2 separate regions of the Homo sapiens genome follow, and region 2 is linked to region 1. Evidence: chromatin contacts called from ENCODE Hi-C or POLR2A ChIA-PET data. All regions are on one chromosome and are shown on one strand. Each heading gives the region's core, a stretch centred on a gene start or an enhancer-like site at or near the end of the contact. The rest is flanking DNA. Distances are from core to core; before and after follow the strand shown. Region 1 has its middle 22 kb from the start of ABTB2. Region 2 overlaps ELF5 (E74 like ETS transcription factor 5).

What was found. A loop is a pair of places that touch in the nucleus more often than their neighbours do. ChIA-PET counts read pairs that join two places held with the same protein, here RNA polymerase II (POLR2A). Pooled maps may share reads with other maps.
Region 2: a loop to region 1 is called in a map of lower leg skin, with 2.9 times the contacts of the local background. The contact joins two enhancer-like sites. A Hi-C loop is called at or near these places in 6 of 168 maps with a recorded cell type or tissue (GM11168, cardiac septum, gastrocnemius medialis and 3 more), 2 of 37 single-sample maps with no recorded cell type and 1 of 50 pooled maps. POLR2A ChIA-PET finds 5 or more read pairs at or near these places in 1 of 52 experiments (activated T-cell).

Annotation. Positions count from the first base shown.
Region 1 is chr11:34,378,330-34,380,995 of GRCh38, reverse strand. No RefSeq gene overlaps it. Among named protein-coding and RNA genes, the nearest start is that of ABTB2, 22 kb to the right of the region's middle. Within about 2 kb of position 1,300, at least 3 of the 41 ENCODE cell types and tissues checked have a DNase peak (open chromatin) inside an H3K27ac peak, as active enhancers do.
Region 2 is chr11:34,494,072-34,496,737 of GRCh38, reverse strand. The region is part of intron 2 of ELF5 (E74 like ETS transcription factor 5); the gene reads left to right. Among named protein-coding and RNA genes, the nearest start is that of ELF5, 18 kb to the left of the region's middle. RefSeq lists an enhancer at 91-590. Within about 2 kb of position 1,302, at least 5 of the 41 ENCODE cell types and tissues checked have a DNase peak (open chromatin) inside an H3K27ac peak, as active enhancers do.

The DNA of each region.
Region 1 (2,666 bases), core at 51-2,550:
TCGAGGACTTCCTCTGGTGGACTGGATTTTTACCATGATGTATTTTATGGTGGGATTGTCAACACATCAGATGGACGATGTGATTGTCAACACATACCCTGACTAATATCTAAGTCTTCTGACACACTTTTATGTGCTGCTTACTCAATTACTCAACATTTACTCATCACCAGCTGAATTTGTGAACTACATGCTAGGGAAGCAAAGATGAATAATAATAGTCTTTGACCTAGAGGATCTTCAGCTAAAGGGAGGCAGATAGGTAAAAAGATAAATCACAATGCAATGGGAAATATGCTTTTAAAACATTTTTATCCCATGTCATGATAGCAGAAATTGCTATGCAGTTCATTCATTTATTTCCATAATACATAATAGGTCCAAGCTCTATACTTTCATTTTCAAAATTTATTATTTTTTTATAACAAAGCAATACATGCTCATTTCAGAAAGATCAGAAAATGTAGACAAACAGGAAAAAAACGCTACTTTTAAACTGTAATCCCATCTGTCTTGTCACCATTAGCACTTTCATATATTAAGTTGTTTTCTACTTTTTTAAAACAAAAGTTAGATCAAAACACACATGTTGGCTGGGAGCAGTGGCTCATACCTGTAATCTCAGCAATTTGGGAGGCTGAGGCAGGCAGATCACTTGAGGTCAGGAGTTCGAAACCAGCCAGCCAACATGGTGAAACCCCATCTCAACTAAAAATACAAAAATTAGCTGGATGTGGTGGTGCATGCCTGTATTCCCTGCTACTTGGGAGGCTGAGCCAAGAGAATCATTTGAATTCGGGAGGTGGAGGTTGCAGTGAGCCTGGGTGACAGAGCGAGACTCCGTCTCAAAAACAAACAAACAAAAAACATTTCTGTGATTTGCTTTTTTCACCTAATTATCATAAACATATTTCAAGACAAAAGATATATTTCTGCATCACTTTAAATGGCTCCATATTATTCCACTATATGGATATTTACTTATTTTTAACAATCTGCCATTGTTAGACAGTTACATGTTTATATCTTTTTATAATTACTAACAATACTGCAATTGATTTTGTTGCTAAATATTTGTGCTCATTCTTATTTCTTTACCACAAATTCCAATAAGTTAAGTCATGTGATATTTGAAATGCTTTTCTCATAGTCAGATTTAGAGGCAATGGCTGTAATAGATATCTCCCAGCTCAGTTGCTTTTTGTGGCTTTGGGTTTCAGTCCTACCTGCTAAAGATTAAACTTGATCAAAGGTGCATGTTCTAAGTGACATTAGCAGTGTAGTAATCTAGGAGGTCATAGCCCTTGTCCTGCCACAAAAAAAAAAAAAAAAAAAAAAAAAAAAAAAAAATTTCATAAGCTCCATAGACAAATATAGCCCCAGGAAAGCTCTGGAGTACAATTAAGAAGATGCAGCAATCTAAAAGAACTGAGAACACCCACATAGAATACGGTAGGAAGCGTTTTGCCTGCATTCACCTCATTCCCCAGACAAGCAGAGCCCAGTGAAGAAGAATTTCTTCTGCTGTGAGTCCCCCAGTTGGGAAAAAAAGAGAGCAAAAGGACTTGGCAGGCTTCACCATCGAGGACCCCAGCAGTCATTGTGCTAAGGCCCTGCAGTCTTTGCCAAGAGTAACCCCAGCTGCCAGAGTCACCCAGAGCCCATCAAGCTACTTCCTCATGCCAGCCACAGATAAAGGTCTTTCCCTACCAAAGACAGTCTGTAAAGTTTGAAAGAGGTGACTGTTTCTTCAAATGCACAGACACCAATAGGGTCATATCTTAAAGATATTGTGGTTTGGGTTTCAGACCACTGCAATAAAGTAAATATGCAGTAAAGTGAGTCACACAAATTTGTTGGCTTCCCAGTGCATATAAAATATGTTGATATTATACTGTAGTCTATAAAGTGTGCAACAGCATTATTTCCAAAAAACAATGTACATATCCTAATTTAAAAATACCTCATTGCTAAAAAAAAGGCTAATGATCATCTCCTTGATCCACGGGCTGCAAAATAGATGTTGTGTTAGCAGGCAAAAATCAACTTTAAGGCTGGGCATAGTGGCTCATGCCTGTAATCCCAGAAGTTTGGGAGGCCAACGTGGGTGGATCACCTGAGGTCGGGAGTTCGAGACCAGCCTGATCAACATGGAGAAACCCCATCTCTAGTAAAAATATGAAATGAGTGAGGCATGGTGGTGCATGACTGTAATCCCAGCTATTCAGGATGCTGAGGCAGGAGAATCACTTGAACCCAGGAGGCAGAGGTTGCAGTGAGCCGAGATTGCACCATTGCACTCCAGCCTGGGCAACAAGAGCAAAACTCCATCTAAAAAAAAAAAAAAAAAACCAATTTTAGTTTTCTTATCTATCTCCATCAGAGAGAGATCTTGGGTGACTAAGCACATTGTCAATGAGCAGTAATATTTTGAAAGAAATATTTTATTGTGATAAGTAGGTCTCAACAGTAGGATTAAAATATTCAGTAAACCATGCTGTAAACAGATGTACTATCATCCAGTTTTGTTGTTCCATTTTTAGAGCACAGGCAGTGTAGAGTTAGCATAACTCTTAAGGGTCCTGGAATTTTCAGAATGGTAAATGAACACTGGCTTCACCTTAAAGTCATAAGCTGCATTAGCCCCTAATGAGAGAGTCAGCCTG
Region 2 (2,666 bases), core at 53-2,552, 120 kb before region 1:
GTAGGCCTGTGGTGGGCTAGGCCAGGCTCCAAGCACTCCTGGTTCAGGGCGAGCAAAAGCTCTAGGTCTGGAGGGGAGGGATGAGGAGGACGCCTGATGGGCACTCAGTGAGGAGGAAGAGACCTCTGCGAGGGGGAGTGAGGATGAGCAGAGATTCCTCAGGAGAAGGCAGATGGGGACCACGTTCCATCCAAAGAGAAGTCGCTGTGGGAAGACTCTGGGCCGTGGAGCCTCCTGAAAGAGAAGAGCAGGAGAGGGGCTGGTGAGGAGGGGCTGACAGCGGCGTCCCTCGTCTGGGCAGCCTCCGCTCTGCCACTCTCCTCCCGTCCTGAGGATGGGACCCCCGGAAAAGAGGCCTGCCATGGCACCCAGAGCAGCCATTTTCCTCCCAGTTCTGGGGCTTTGGAAGGAGCTTGCGGATGAGGAGAGGGAGCCTCCGCAGGGCTCTGGCTCCCCTCCAGGGGCCGAGGCCGCACACAAAGCCGCTCTGTGGGTGAGCTTCAAAGCAGAGCGCCGAGGAGCAGGGAGCCAGCGCCAGCAACACCTCCCCGGTGTGGGGCCGACTCCCCGCCTGGGCGTTTCTCCGAATCCTTGAGGCCCCCTTGGCTTCCGCAAACAATATGGCCCTCTTCAAGTGCCAAAGAAAATAACAAGGGGGTGGAAGCAGAGAGGGGAGGGGAGGGAAACGGGAACAGAGCCTTGGCGAAACCTTTCCATGAAATCAACTGTGCCCTCCGACGGCCGCACACCGATGGCCATCTAGGGCAGGGCCCGCAGCTGAAAAATGTCAAGGCTCATAAACATCTCTCACAGGACGCCAGTAAAGTCCAAAAGGCCCCTCAGGTTTACTAAAGCCAGAAATCAGTAGATGAAAGCTCAGGCCGAACTCAGGAATGGCCCCTTGTTCTGCCAGGAACCCCTGCCTGCCCTGAAGAGCCCCCACGGGCCTGGTAAGCCAGCTCCAGCCAGTGGCCAGTGAGCAAGACCTGAGTCATCGGTCTCACCGGCTCCCTGGCTCTTCCTATCTGCCAGGTAGAGGCTACGACATCAGCCTCAAGCACCCTGGCACAATATTGACGCTTTGATCTTAATGCATATAAAATTCTGAAAATTTTTAAATAAAATAAATCAACTGCCCCTCCACCCACCCTTCGGTGGTAAAAGAGATCTCTGGAAGACCTTTGAGTTTTAAGGGGAGCCTCTATTTCCTTTTTTGTGGAATAGCCCAATTACACCTACTGGATAGGATTGTTGAGGGGACCTGAGAAACTTGAGACGACAAGAACGCGTAGCGCCTCGGCTGGCTGAGGGTGCTGAGTGAGTAGTAGCACCTGACAGGCAGAGGACCCACCTCCTGCCTGGAATCATCAGCAACTGACAATGGTGCGAGTTCTACTCACCTTTAAACGCTGCAAATCGCACCACTGCTATTTGCTGTGGGGTATAACATGTGAGGGACCCTTTCTGTCATCGTCACCTTAGCCACTCTCTGCTCTCTGCCTTTCTTTTCAGGCCCTCGTGTTGTGTTCTCTCCAGCTTTCCCCGTGCCTCAGCCACTCTTCACGTTCCATCTCTGCTCTGTGCTGACCCGGTATGGTGGTGTGGGGAGAGCAATGGCTTTCAAGTTCAGGCTAGGGTTCAAATCCAGCTCTGCCACACGCTGGCGTGGGTTCTTGGGAAAGTCCTTCATGACTTTCAAGTTCCTCTTCTGTGATCTCCTGGGGGACGGGGGACCAAACCTGTCCACCATGAATCCTTAACATACAACGTGTGGCTGCACACATAGTAGATATTCAATAATAATGTTTGTAATAGCATTTAAATCCTCCAGGCTCTGTTCCAGGTACTTTTATGTATATTAAGTCATTTAATCTGCAGAACAGCACTATGATACAGGTGCTGTAATTATTCCAATTTTACCAGTAAGGAAACTAAAGCTTTTATTTATTGAATGAAATGAATAAATGAATGAATGTTTTCCATGGCAGATACAATAATTGTTTATGTCAAAGAGCCTGACCAAGTACCTAATACAGCACCTCTTCCATACCTTATGTCCACCCCACTTTCCATTTCTCCTAAGAACAGAAGGACAGAACTGTTGAACACCAAATCTCTACCCCTGGGCCAGGCAAAGCCACATGCCAGCCTCCCAGACAGATGGCACTCACAACTGTCTAGGCATGTACACGACTCCTCTAAAGGAGTGGGGGCTCTGATCTCAGGATAGAAATTACTCTGAACACCACCAAAAACACAAGAACAACAATACAACCAACTCTCCCATGACCACCTTCCTCTGGAGGTGCCTACTATGGTGACGCAAGGACTGTCAGACTCTGGGCAATGTCTAATAACCCAAGGTTCTTGGCACAAGATTGCCAGTAACTGTGCAGAAACAAATAGCCAGCATTGGGCAGCTGCCCTTTAAAGCATAGGGAATCAAAACCAGCTTCAAATGGTTTCTGACACACGGTAGGCATTTAGTAACTATTGAATTGGTTGGTAAGTTTCTGTGTGCCATTCTACATACATTAACCCCAAACTCCATAATAGTCCTGGGCATTGAGCATATTATCCCCATTTTACAGATGAGGAAACTGAGACTTCAATGTCCACAGACCTTGCCAAGCGGAAAGTGGTAGAATCAGAATTTCAACCCAGCT